Regions from separate parts of the Homo sapiens genome. Here all the other regions are linked to region 1. The links are chromatin loops, found by intact Hi-C in ENCODE. Cell type or tissue: PC-9. All regions are shown on one strand. Region 1 overlaps RAI14 (retinoic acid induced 14). Region 2 overlaps RAI14 (retinoic acid induced 14). Region 3 overlaps RAI14 (retinoic acid induced 14).

The links. A loop is a pair of places that touch in the nucleus more often than their neighbours do. Peaks named below come from ENCODE experiments on the same cell type or tissue, not always from the same donor. Only the 100,000 strongest peaks of a DNase experiment are listed, where the experiment ranks them.
Region 2: a loop joins it to region 1, with 2.5 times the contacts of the local background. A loop is called at or near these places in 3 of 110 quality-filtered maps.
Region 3: it touches region 1 in a loop (5-fold over the local background); 5 of 110 quality-filtered maps call a loop at or near these places.

The regions. Positions count from the first base shown.
Region 1 is chr5:34,734,891-34,738,890 of GRCh38, reverse strand. All of the region lies in intron 2 of RAI14 (retinoic acid induced 14), which reads right to left. Among named protein-coding and RNA genes, the nearest start is that of RAI14, 81 kb to the right of the region's middle. RefSeq lists enhancers at 1,643-2,182, 2,189-2,689, 2,690-3,190. In PC-9, no CTCF peak of the experiment used is centred here; DNase peaks (open chromatin) are centred at 2,010 and 2,766; H3K27ac peaks cover 2,097 bases.
Region 2 is chr5:34,672,702-34,676,701 of GRCh38, reverse strand. All of the region lies in intron 1 of RAI14 (retinoic acid induced 14), which reads right to left. Among named protein-coding and RNA genes, the nearest start is that of RAI14, 18 kb to the right of the region's middle. In PC-9, no CTCF peak of the experiment used is centred here; a DNase peak (open chromatin) is centred at 2,281; H3K27ac peaks cover 3,759 bases.
Region 3 is chr5:34,680,996-34,684,995 of GRCh38, reverse strand. The region is part of intron 1 of RAI14 (retinoic acid induced 14); the gene reads right to left. Among named protein-coding and RNA genes, the nearest start is that of RAI14, 27 kb to the right of the region's middle. In PC-9, no CTCF peak of the experiment used is centred here; DNase peaks (open chromatin) are centred at 525 and 1,875; H3K4me3 peaks cover 482 bases; H3K27ac peaks cover 4,000 bases.

The DNA.
Region 1 (4,000 bases):
ATCCATATCTTGAGCAATGTATCGATGTCCCATCAAAATAAACTGCAGAATATACAATTAAGGGAAAACTTGTATCTGCATAGGAAACTGTGGTAAGATGGTATCCTCAAGCTAGAAATTTCAGGATATCTCTTAGAGTGTTAAGTCAGAGGGGACAAATTTGAAGGAAGGCCAATTGGACCAGTGATGTCAACAAGCTGCCTTCTTGTCTGCCAGGAAAATGTCTGGAAGAGATCCCAACAAAATCCCATTCACAGTTCCTAATTCAGAGGAATAAAGGGTGATGGTGAGGGTATGTCAAGTCTACCTGATTCCCACTTGGTGTCACCACAAAAGGCACCACACCAACAGCACACCAAGCAAACAAGGGAGGCCAAGAGTACAGGTGTGCGCAGCCAGTGCCAAGGTGCCCAGCAAGAAAAGGGCACTGCTCCCATGAATTCCACACTGCTCCTGGCAAGGAAAAGAGCATCTGGCAGTCACCTCCAATGCACATATTCCTTGGGTGACAGAATTCTGAATTAGCAAAGTGTAGAAATAGCAAACTGTAGAACAATAACTACAGCTTTTCCTTCCGCTTTTTTATTTTGGACAGAAATATTTGGGGTTTTGTTTTTGTTTTTTTAAATTTTAGAGATGGGATCTCACCGTGTTGCCCAGGCTGGTCTCAAACTCCTGAGCTCAAGCAATCCACCTGCCTCAGCCTCCCCAAGTGCTGGGGTTCAGACATGAGCCACTGTGGTCGGCCTGGACTAAAATATTTGAATACAAATCTTACAACTTCTAATAGACCCCATCTCATTCCTCAATTCCATAGCCCTCCCTCTATAAATATGAGCAGACAGAAATGGCACAGTTCCTAAGAAAAGCTTTAGCAGTCCAAAAGAAGAGAAGTTCTTTGAGGAATCAGAGAACATTTGTTCCTGCAAAACAGAATGACTCTAAGAAACCAGACAGGTTTTCTAATGTGTGCTTTCAATTAGATTCAGGAAAAAATATGTCCATGACACTGCTCTAGAAAACAATCTGAAATCAGAAATATGCCAAATTTAAAATGTGTTGGAAGCAGCAAAGAGCAGATTGAGGAATCCAGATAATTTTGAAGCTTTTTTTGGTTTTGTTTTTTGTTTTTGAGAGAGGGTCTCACTCTGTCACCCAGGCTGGAGTGCAGTGGTGGGCTCATAGCTCACTGCAGCTTCAACCTCCTAGGCTCAAGCTGTCTTCCCACCTCAGTTTCCTGAGTAGTTGAGACTACAGGTGCAAGCCACCATGCCCAGCTAATTTTTAAATTTTTTTTTTTTGTAGAGATGAGGTCTGTGTTGCCCAGGCTGGTCTCAAACTCCTAAGCTCAAGCGATCCTCATCTTGGCCTCCCAGAGTGCTGGGATTACAGGTGTAAGCCACCGTGCCAAGACATCTAAAGAACTTTCTCCTAAAGGTGGTGATCTATTTGGAATGAGTAACAGGTAGTAATTCCAATAACTCCATAATTACCCACAGTATTTTTAAAAACCAATCTGTTCTCAAGACCTTCCTTCAAAATTTTACGCTAATACTACTTTCCTTAACTTGTCAAAAATCCTTCAAGCCCAGCATAAATGCCAGCACCTTCAGCCTCAGCACATCCTGCACTACATTAGGAGTATCTGTGTGCTTACCTGGCCTCTGAATTGTTCTATTTAGTATCCTGGCTGTACCAACCATTTTGGCACCAGAGACCAGTTTCATGGAAGACAATTTTTCCATAGACCAGGGGCCGGGGGAGATGGTTTTGGGAGAAAACTGTTCCACCTCAGATCATCAGCAATTAGATTCTGATAAGGAGTACTCAACCTAGATCCCTCACATGATCAGTTCACAGTAGGACTTGCTCTTCTATGAGAGTTTAATGTTGCCACTCATCCGACAGGAGGCAGAGCTCAGGTGATAATGCCTGCTTGCCTACCACTCACCTCCTGCTGTGCAGCCTGGCTCCTAACAGGCCACAGACAAATACCAGTCTGTGGCCCAGGGACTGGGGATTCCTGAATTACTCAATCACTAGCAGGAATTCTGCACATTATAGACAGCAAAGTAAAACATGGCAAACATTGAAAAGATCATTCTTACAAAGAAAGTTGTCGATGTAACCCTAAAGAACTCTGGTGTTTTTTCTCACTGTTATCTCAATTTGTTCAAACCCACATTCTGGCTGGGCATGATGGCTCATGCCTGTAATCCTAGCACTTTGGGAGGCTAAGGCAGGAGGATCCCTTGAGCTCAGGAATTTGAGACCAGCCTGGGCAACACAGTGAGACCTCATCTCTGTCAAAAACAAACAAAAAAGCTAACCCACAATTGACACAGACTTTTAAGAAAATGCTCTAATTTAACCTGAATATCAGTCTACTTAATGAACGGCTTTACAAAGCATTTCCATAACTATGGAAATTTAGGGCAGTTTGGAATTAAAAAAAAAACAAAAAACACTTGCCATTTTGATTTTTATTTTGAGATGGAGTCTCACTCATTGCCCAGGCTGGAGTGCCTGGTGGAGCGATCTCGGCTCACTGCAACCTCCGCCACCCGGGTTCAAGCTATTCTCCTGCCTCAGCTCCTGAGTAGCTGGGATTACAGGCACACGCCACCATGCCCAGCTAATTTTTGTAGTTTTAGTAGAGACGGGGCTTCGCCATGTTGGCCAGCCTGGTGTCGAATTCCTGACCTCAGGTGATCCGCCCGCCTTGGCCTCCGAAAGTGCTGGGATTACAGGCGTGAGTCACCGCGCCCAGCTGAATTTTTCTTATACATTGCAAAGCACAGTCCAGCCCTGCCCCCTACCAAAAGGTTGAAAACCACCTATCGAGACCTGCTGTGAAGTTTAAATGAGATAATGCATAAAAACCATAGTATGTGCCTTGCACATATTAACTGCTGAGTAAAAGTTCACTATTTTGTCATGATCACTTGTATCACGTATTCTGCACTCTGTGAGGTCCTATGAGTACCACAGGAAAACCACAGCCAAGTTTCCTAACTCGCAGAGCTTATAGGCTGATACTGGAATTGTACAGACAAAAAGATGCAGTCCTATGACGGCACCATTTCTCTGCATGCTAAAACTCCACTCTAATTTATCAAGCTCTAGGCACTTAAATAAACCCTGCCGAATTAATTTCCCTGAAGCACTTCAATGATTCCAACAAATTACAAAATAGACCATAAGATGAATAACATTTGGAATTTCTTTATACAAGTTAGAGTGTTCACATTTTCTAGTTTTCAAGATGATGACTACAACAACTTTCAAAGTTACTTGGAAGATTTATGTTGTAAGAAAGGCACTTTTCCAAATTACCACATGCATTTGTAAATGCCAAGTAATATTTAGTGCATTCAGTTGTTGAAATATAAGCCAGATTGTGAAACTTACTAAAAGCTTTTACGTACAGAGACTTTAACACTCAGAGATGATGAAAAATGTAAAAAAATCTTCAGTAATTAAGGACATAGGACACCTAAAATGCTAAAGACCTGGTGTAAGTATATATTCTAGCTTTTCATTAAGTTTGATAGTATAATTTCTTTACAAAACTTTTGCATATATAAACAAGATTCACCGTAAACAAGTTTCAAAGATACAGAAAATTTAAAAATAAAAATGAAACCACTATCAGTCCTATCACTCAAGAATTACCCTGCCCATTTTTTCTATCAGTCCATATTTTTTCTATGCATATAGCAAATATTTTGCTCAACAGCCCAGTTTTCTCACCAAGTAACATATGCTGAACTTTCTTCCTATCAATAAAGAGCTGCATCAACATTCTTTAAAGCTAAACGATATTAAACATCTAGGTTGCCACCAGGTTTTCATTATAAGCAGCTCCACCTCTAGCATCTTTCAACCTTCATGTCTGTGTAGTATAGTGTGACTTCAAGGATAAATGAGATGGTTGGGTGTGGTGGCTCACACCTGTAATCCCAGCATTTTGGGAGGCTGAGGCAGGCGGATCATAAGG
Region 2 (4,000 bases), 62 kb after region 1:
TCTCCTTTGAGAATAAAACCTGCCATCAACCAGGATTGATCTTAGTCTATGAATCAGCCAGAGCCAGCGGCACTGACTGACACAAAATTGGCTGTGGTTCTGGCAGCACTACTTTCTGGTCTGTCAAATCCACGACTCACATGCTCCAATAAGCCTACCAAAGAAAAGTCCCAAGGTTACCTCCTGCCCTAACTCCATTCAATTTAAAAAGCATGGCTTAATCAAAACAAGCTACCTCTGGAATATAAAAATCACTCTAGGACTAAGAAACTCCATGCAATTATCCCTTAAATCGAGGTTATTTTTAAGATGATCTCTAAAATGCTTGTCCTGTTCTGTGTTACTTATCTTTTGATGTTCATTACAATACCACCGTCTAAACACACCACCGTGTTCACCTCTGAAGAGAAAAACCACCTCACAGAGTGCCCAGCAACTGACCCCAAGTGACCGTGTATGGGTAAGCCCCTTCACATCTTCCTCCAAAGTCCATTCCTTAAGTTTCACCTATCTTGAAACCCAAAAGGGCCCATCAAGTTTAAACATAGAGATCCAATCCTCAAACATTATTGGTGAAAATGTAAAATGGTATAGTCATTGTGAAATGCAGTGTGACAATTTCTTACAAAGTTAAATGTACATTTACCACATGACTCAGCAATGCTATTCCCACCTACGAGAGAAATGAAAACATATGTCCACACAAAGACCGAATATTTATAGAAGTAGCATTTGTAATTGTGGAAAAAGTAAAACAGAAATGTTTGTCAACTAGGTAAATAATCTGTGGCAATTCCATATAATGGAATACTACCCAGCAATAAAAAGGAATAGCAAGCTGATCCATGGTGAAGCATGGATGAAGCTCAAACACATTTTGTTAAGTGAAAGTCAGACAGAAAAGACCACACATTATATGATTCCATTCCTTTTTTTTTTTCTTTTTTTTAAGAGACAGAGTCTTTCTCTGTTGCCCAGGCTGGAGTGTAGTGGCACCATCATAGCTCTCTGCAGCCTCAAACTCCTGGGCTCAAGTGATCCTCCCACCTCAGCCTCCTGAGTAGCTGGGACTACAGGTGTGCATCACCACACCCAACTAATTTTTGTATTTCTTGTAGAAACAGAGTCTCTGTGTTGCCCAGGCTGGTCTTGCACTGCTGGCCTCAAACGTTCCTCCGGCCTGTGCCTCCCAAAGTGCTGGGATTACAGGCATGAGCCACCACGCCTGGCCAGGATTCTATTTCTAAGACACATCCAGAAAAGGTAAATTTATAAAGACAAAAAGTAGATTGGTGGTTGTCCAGGGCTGGGAACGCTAACAGGAAGTAATTGCAAATGCCATAAAGGATCTTTCTGGGGTGAGGGAAATGTTCTAAAACTAGATGGTGGTGATGACAGTAAAATTCTGTTAATTTACTAAAAGTTGTTGAATTGTATACTAAAATTAGTGAATTTTACAGAAAGTAAGTTCTAACTCAGTGAAGTTGTTCTTAAAAAGATCCAGTGGCCTGGGCACGGGAGGCTCACGCCTATAATCCCAGCACTTTGGGAGGCAGGGGTGGGTGGATCACAAGGTCAAGAGATGGAGACCATCCTGGCCAACATGGTGAAACCCCATCTCTACTAAAAATACAAAAATTAGCTGGGTGTGGTGGTACATGCCTGTAGTCCCAGCTACTTGGGAAGCTGAGGCAGGAGAATCACTTGAACCCAGGAGGTGGAGGTTGCAGTGAGCTGAGATCACACCACTGGACTCAGGCCTGGTGACAAAGCGAGACTCAGTCTCAAAAAAAAAAAAAAAAAATCCAATGAAGTCTGAGCATGGTGGCTCATGCCTGTAATCCCAGCACTTTGGAAGCCCGAGATGGGCGGATCACCTGAAGTCAGGAGTTCAAGACCAGCCTGGTCAACATGGCGAAACCCCGTCTCCACTAAAAAATACAAAAATTAGCCAGGCATGGTAGCGGATGCCTGTAATCCTAGCTACTACTCGGGAGGCTGAAGCAGGAGAATCGCTTGAATCTGGGAGGCGGAGGTCGCAGTCAGGTGAGATCGCACCACTGTACTCCAGCCTGGGCAACGGAAGGAGATTCTGCCTCAAAAAAAAAAAAAAAACAAAAGATCCGATTCAAAAAGCAAAAGGGAGACCCATATACAAAGGAATTGGTTATGAAAAATATCTTTAGAGTGAGTAAGAGAACAGGTTCTATTCATGGCTATATTTAATCCCTGTTGTTAACCTAGAAAGAATGAATTGCCAGAAGTTGGCTTACTACATATTCATTGGTTCTTTGACTCAGTTTTGAAATAAGGAAACTTGGACTCTCACATTCTGGAATGTTGGAGACGTCATTTACAATGATCGCAGTGGTGTCACTTGGCTTGTGAATCTCTTTCCTTACCCAGGCATCCAGTGTCTTAATACTTTTCAGAATAAGGAATATATAAATATGTTAATGACATAGATTCTGTGAACTCTGATGCCCTAGAAGGGAGTGGAAGGAAAGTCCAGAAATTATTTCTGCTGTCCCAACTATCATATTTGGACATTACTCAAACACTGTGTATTCAAAAAAAGGATTTTTTTTTTGTCTGCAGTCCAACAGAGAGGGGGTGCTGGCTCACATGAAGGTAGGCCTCCCATTTCCTTGAGCAGAACGCTGTGGCCTGGTACTCCAGTAGTGGATCCATAAGTGGTCTGATCAACAGGGCACAGCCTTCCCTCCTACCCTCCCCACCCACTCCAACCAGGTCATTCTGGTAATAGCTACTCCCCTAGAGGTGGAAATGTCTCCTCATCAGGGCTATTCAGAGACTCTGGGGTTTTTAGAGTTGGGGGAGGGGAGGTAGACCTTCCTCTCTGGGTGAGAATTGGGAAACCAGGAGCCTGGTAGCTGCCCAAGACCCAGTTCTAGCTGGTTTGAGAGAGGGGACAGAGGCAGGGGTGGGAATGGGGTTGAGGGGTGCTGATTCCAGGGATCCCTGAGGCCCTGCTATAGCCACACTCTTTTGGCACAGGATGTGGGGTCACATAAGGCAAGGCACGCCCCTTCTAGCCTAAGCTATTTCAAGTTGGGTCTCTGACACTTGCCCTCGGGCACCAAAGTATTTGTCAGTACTCTTAGGTTGCAAGTGACAGAGACCCAACTCAGATGCCACAGTAAAAGAGGTGCCTAGATCTTCAACAGCACAATTGCAGGTTGCATTTCGGTCTGCTCAGCCCATTCCTGAAGTCAGCAGCTAAATTTACTTCACGAAGCTACAGAAGTGAAATATATAATAGGATGACCTACAATGTCCCCTTTGAATCTGCAGGTTAAGGAGGGCATGTTTATCATTCACTTGTTTGGCTATTCACTGCTTGTGGATCTGTCCTGCCCCATTGCCCTCACACAGCCTCACCTCATAAGTCCTCCATTCATTACCCTCCTCTAACATCAGTGCAGTCACTGAAGGAGACCTTGCTGGCAATTCAAGTGTGAGTCTTCTGGGCTATTTCCATTCTGAAAGTAAGTACTGCTCTTTGGGTCTCCTATAGAAACCAGGCCAACAATGAAAACAATCACAATTAACTATAAGTGAATAGCATTAAATGATTTTTAAACCCTCAAGAAATAAAAAGCCACTGTAACAGCTGGGTCTAAGAGGAAATGGTGCTTGGGGTCTGGAAATAGCATTGGACCCTATCTTCTCTGCTCTCCTGGGACTTGACTCCACAGAACTGAGGGAGTACAAAGGAGGGAAACAAGGAAGCTTGTTTCCCTTGAGTACAGGCTAAGGAGGAATAGGAAAAACAAAACCTTCAGGATAGGCAGAAACAATGTGAGAAGGACAGACGGTGGGGAAGTTTCCCTGGGGTATGGGGTGAGAAGGGGTGCTGGGGCTCAGCTGGACCAGTAGACCTCAATGCCTAATGATGAATAGCAGTTAATCCTTGAATAGTGGTGAAGGTATGATATGAAAACACACTGTCACCCTAATTTATTCTAAACAAGACACC
Region 3 (4,000 bases), 54 kb after region 1:
CAAGATAATCTATGTGAAAGTTTCCATCACATAGTAAGTGCTAAATAAATGTCACGTCAAGCCCACTGCAAGTGAGAACAGGTGACCTTTAACAGCACCATCCCAGAGGAGAACTGAGGAATAGCAGGCACACGTTTACCACAGTTAACCACTGTTTTCAGAAGCCTTGCCAGGTCCTCTCACATTCCCCCACATCCTAATTATTCTAAACAAAACTGACTTGAGAGGATGGGTGGGGAGTGCAAGCCACTGAATGCCTTCTTCATGAGCTTGTTGCTACCTCCAAAAGTCACCCAGTGACTCTCTAGCTTCCAATGTGTCTACTTTCATTCTTGCTGCTGCCATTGACTAGGGCCCTTGGATAAATGGTGTGAAAATCCAGTCATCATGAAGCACTTTGATGACATGAATCTGGAGGCCTCATTGTGACTGCAGCCTCTCCATGGCCCCTTTCAATCTTCCCAGCCTCAGCGGGAGTGACAGATGCATGTTGCCTTGGAAACGACACACACCATAATTATACATTGTTAACTGCCAAGCATTTAGTCACAGAAAAGGCTGGGCTGGTACCTGAATAGCAAGTGCACATTCCAGGGCAGTGTTTCTCAAAGTCAGCCCCTAGTTAATCCACATCAGAAGGACCTGGGGACTAAATGCAATCTTTTAGCCCCTGTCCTATTAAAACTGAATCTCAAGGGGTAGAGCCCAGGAACTTCCTTGGTTGAATCTTCTGCACACTGAAGTTAGAGAACCTAGAACTGATGTAGGCGGAACAGGAACACACTTGTCAGAGTTGGGCTGGTTCATAAACCAAAGTTGGGTTGTTTTTTTCACGTCAAAACAGAATCACCTTTTGAGGAATCAAAGTAGAAATAACGATAAACAGATATTCCCCAACTGTCGCTGGCTAACTGTCGCTGGCTGGGCCAGGGTTTCTACGCCAACTGTTGCTAGAAAGTGGAAATCGCCGGCCGGGCACGGTGGCTCACGCCTGTAATCCCAGCACTTTGGGAGGCCGAGGCCGGCGGAACACAAGGTCAGGAAATCGAGATCATCCTGGCTAACACGGTGAAACCCCGTCTCTGCTAAAAATACAAAAAATTAGCCGGGCGTGATGGCGGGCGCCTGTAGTCCCAGCCACTCGGGAGGCTAAGGCAGGAGAATGGCGTGAACCCGGGAGGCGGAGCTTGCAGTGAGCCGATATCGCGCCACTGCACTCCACCCTGGGCGACAGAGTGAGACTCCATCTCAAAAAAAAAAAAAGGTGGGAATCGCCCTTCAAATTTAATTCCTTCCCCCTTCTTGTGGAAGTACTAATAACTAAGGAAACAGGACAAATCAGTCCAGCAGGAAAGGGAGAAAAGAAGGCCATATATTGGATAACCCAAAACTGTGCAGTTCCCCACAGCAGAGCCACTCAAAGCATTCCTTCGTTCACATATTCAGAGAGCACAAAGTCTTAGGCAACAGTGGGTAAGATTTTTGTTTGAGGTCATGGGGGTTTCGTGGGTGTTGTGTTAGTTTTTCTGTGTATTTGTCTTTGGCTTTTCTTTTTTTTTTTTAAGCATGCAGTGAAAAGTATACAAACTCTTATTTGAAGAGGATTAGATAAATAAAGTGATAATTCCAAAAGTTCCCAAGGGAAGGGATTAACCGCCAAACTGAGTGTCTTCCTAGAGTCCGTGGCTTTGGGTGTGTGAGAGCTGGGTGGCCCATGGGCATAATTCCACAATGATAAAGATAAGTGTCAAAGGAAAAGAAGTTCTGGAAATCCACACAATGGTAACTCTAGAAGCATGAACTGTAGCTGGGGTAAAGTTATTAATAGATCACTGCTTTCCTGGTATTCATGAAAGGATCTAACACCTGGAAGCCATGGCTGGCGGAAAGTAATGTGGCCCCTGGAATAACGCCAGGTGCCAGCTGTCTCAGCATCTCTTCTTCCTCAAGATGAATCATGAGTAAACGGACTCGCCTTCCTTGGGCCAACTGGGATCTTACAGTCTCATTTTCAATCCCAAACTTCTAAAGCCCAGGCTGAGCTACAACCTATGTTGAGTAAAGTGACATCTATCAGGTTAGCAAGGCCACACTAAAGGCAGTCCTTGGAAAAGCCATTAAATCAGGATGCTTACTTCAAAAGAAATACAGCAAAGCTGAATTAGCTGCACAACAGCCTAATTCGAGTATGTACCAAAAAGGATCATGCATCTATGGAAAAAGTTCTCTGAACTAAGTTCTCCCATTTCAAACAGAATAAAGCACACCTACCCACTGAGCAGAAATATTAGTCAGTTTATTACCCATTTAATTCAAAATAAGTCCCTGAAATATGGCATCCATCACTGGCCACCAATCATCACTGGCCACCACTCATCACAGAATGGATGTTACGTTGATAAATGAGGATGGAGCAAAGCAGAGATGTACATGCTTGTTTCCATCTCATTTGAAAGACTGGATGTAACATTGTTTATTATCAGTTCATTTTCCCTTTAAAAAAATAATTTAACTCCCAATCCTAGCCTGAATTTTAAAACCTTGATATTAGCCTGTACAGCTTTATCACAAACAAAAAAGTTAAACTTCTTTGAGTATTTAAAAAAAAAAACCCTTACAATGGATATGGGGTTTTCTTTTGGGTGTAATGAAAATGTTCTAAGATTTACTGCTGTAATGGCTGCACAACCTGTGAACATACTAAAAACCATTCATTTGTACACTTTCAGGAGGTGAAGTGAATGGTATATGAATGATATCTCAACAAAGCTGTTTTTTTTTTAAAAGCTTAATAATCTCTATTACATTCTCCACTCTTTAGGATTAAGAAAATTCCAGGTTAGCCAGGTACGGTGGCTCATGCCCATAATCCCAGCACTTTGGGAGGCCGAGGCGGGTGGATCATTTGAGGTCGGAAGTTCAAGACCAGCCTGACCAACATGGTGAAACCCTGTCTCTACCAAAAATACAAAATTAGCCGGGCGTGGTGGCGCATGCCTGTAATCCCAGATACTGCCGAGGCTGAGGCAGGAGAATCGCTTGGGCCCAGGAGGCAGAGGTTGCGGTGAGCCAAGATCGTGCCACTGCACTCCAGCCTGGGCAACAAGAGCGAAACTCCATCTCAAAAAAAAAAAAAAAAGAAAGAAAGAAAATTCCAGGTTAGAAACCTCTAGACTGATGAAAAAAGAAATGCAGCAGGGCGGGCACAGCAACTCACATCTGTAATCCCAACATTTTGGGAGGCTGAGGTGGAAAGACTGCTTGAGACCAAGCATTCAAGACCAGCCTGGGCACCAGAGCGAGACCCAGTCTCTACAAAAAAAAATTTTTTTAATTAGCCGGGGGTGGTGGCACATGCCCGTAGTCCTAGCTACTCAGGAGGTTGAGGTGGAAGGGTCACTTGAGCCTGGGAGTTCAAGGCTACAGTGAGCCATGATCATGCTACTGCACTTCAGCCTGGATGAAAGAGTGAGACTCTATCTCGAAAAAAATAATAATAATATTCCATCACGGAATATAGGAATACATCTACAGAATTCTCAGCCAAACCAGAACACTAACTAACATGTGCCCCTAAATAGACTTCAGGACATTTTCTTCCAAGTTAAAAAGGACATCAGACTTAAAATCCATACCACAGACCAAGTTCTGAACAAGCATAAGAAACTAAAATACACTCCTTCTCTCCTTGTCAGCATCTACCTCTTCTCACTCAAGTGCTTGAGTATTTCTTCAGACAATAATCTCTCTGCAACAAAAATGGAATTTTAACCAAAGCTATATAAACATTCAATTCTCTCAATCCAGCAAAACAAATACATTCTGTCAAAGGTCTCTCCAGACCAACCTTCCTAATGAAGGTACCTTAACAACACAGTACCTCACGCCATCCAAACTCCTCCCAGTGGGTGGAAGCTGCTTCAATCTCTGCCTCTCAGACAAGGGCTATGCTGTGAGTTATGTTGCTGCTTCTGGAAGAACATAAAAATGGGAAGCAGGG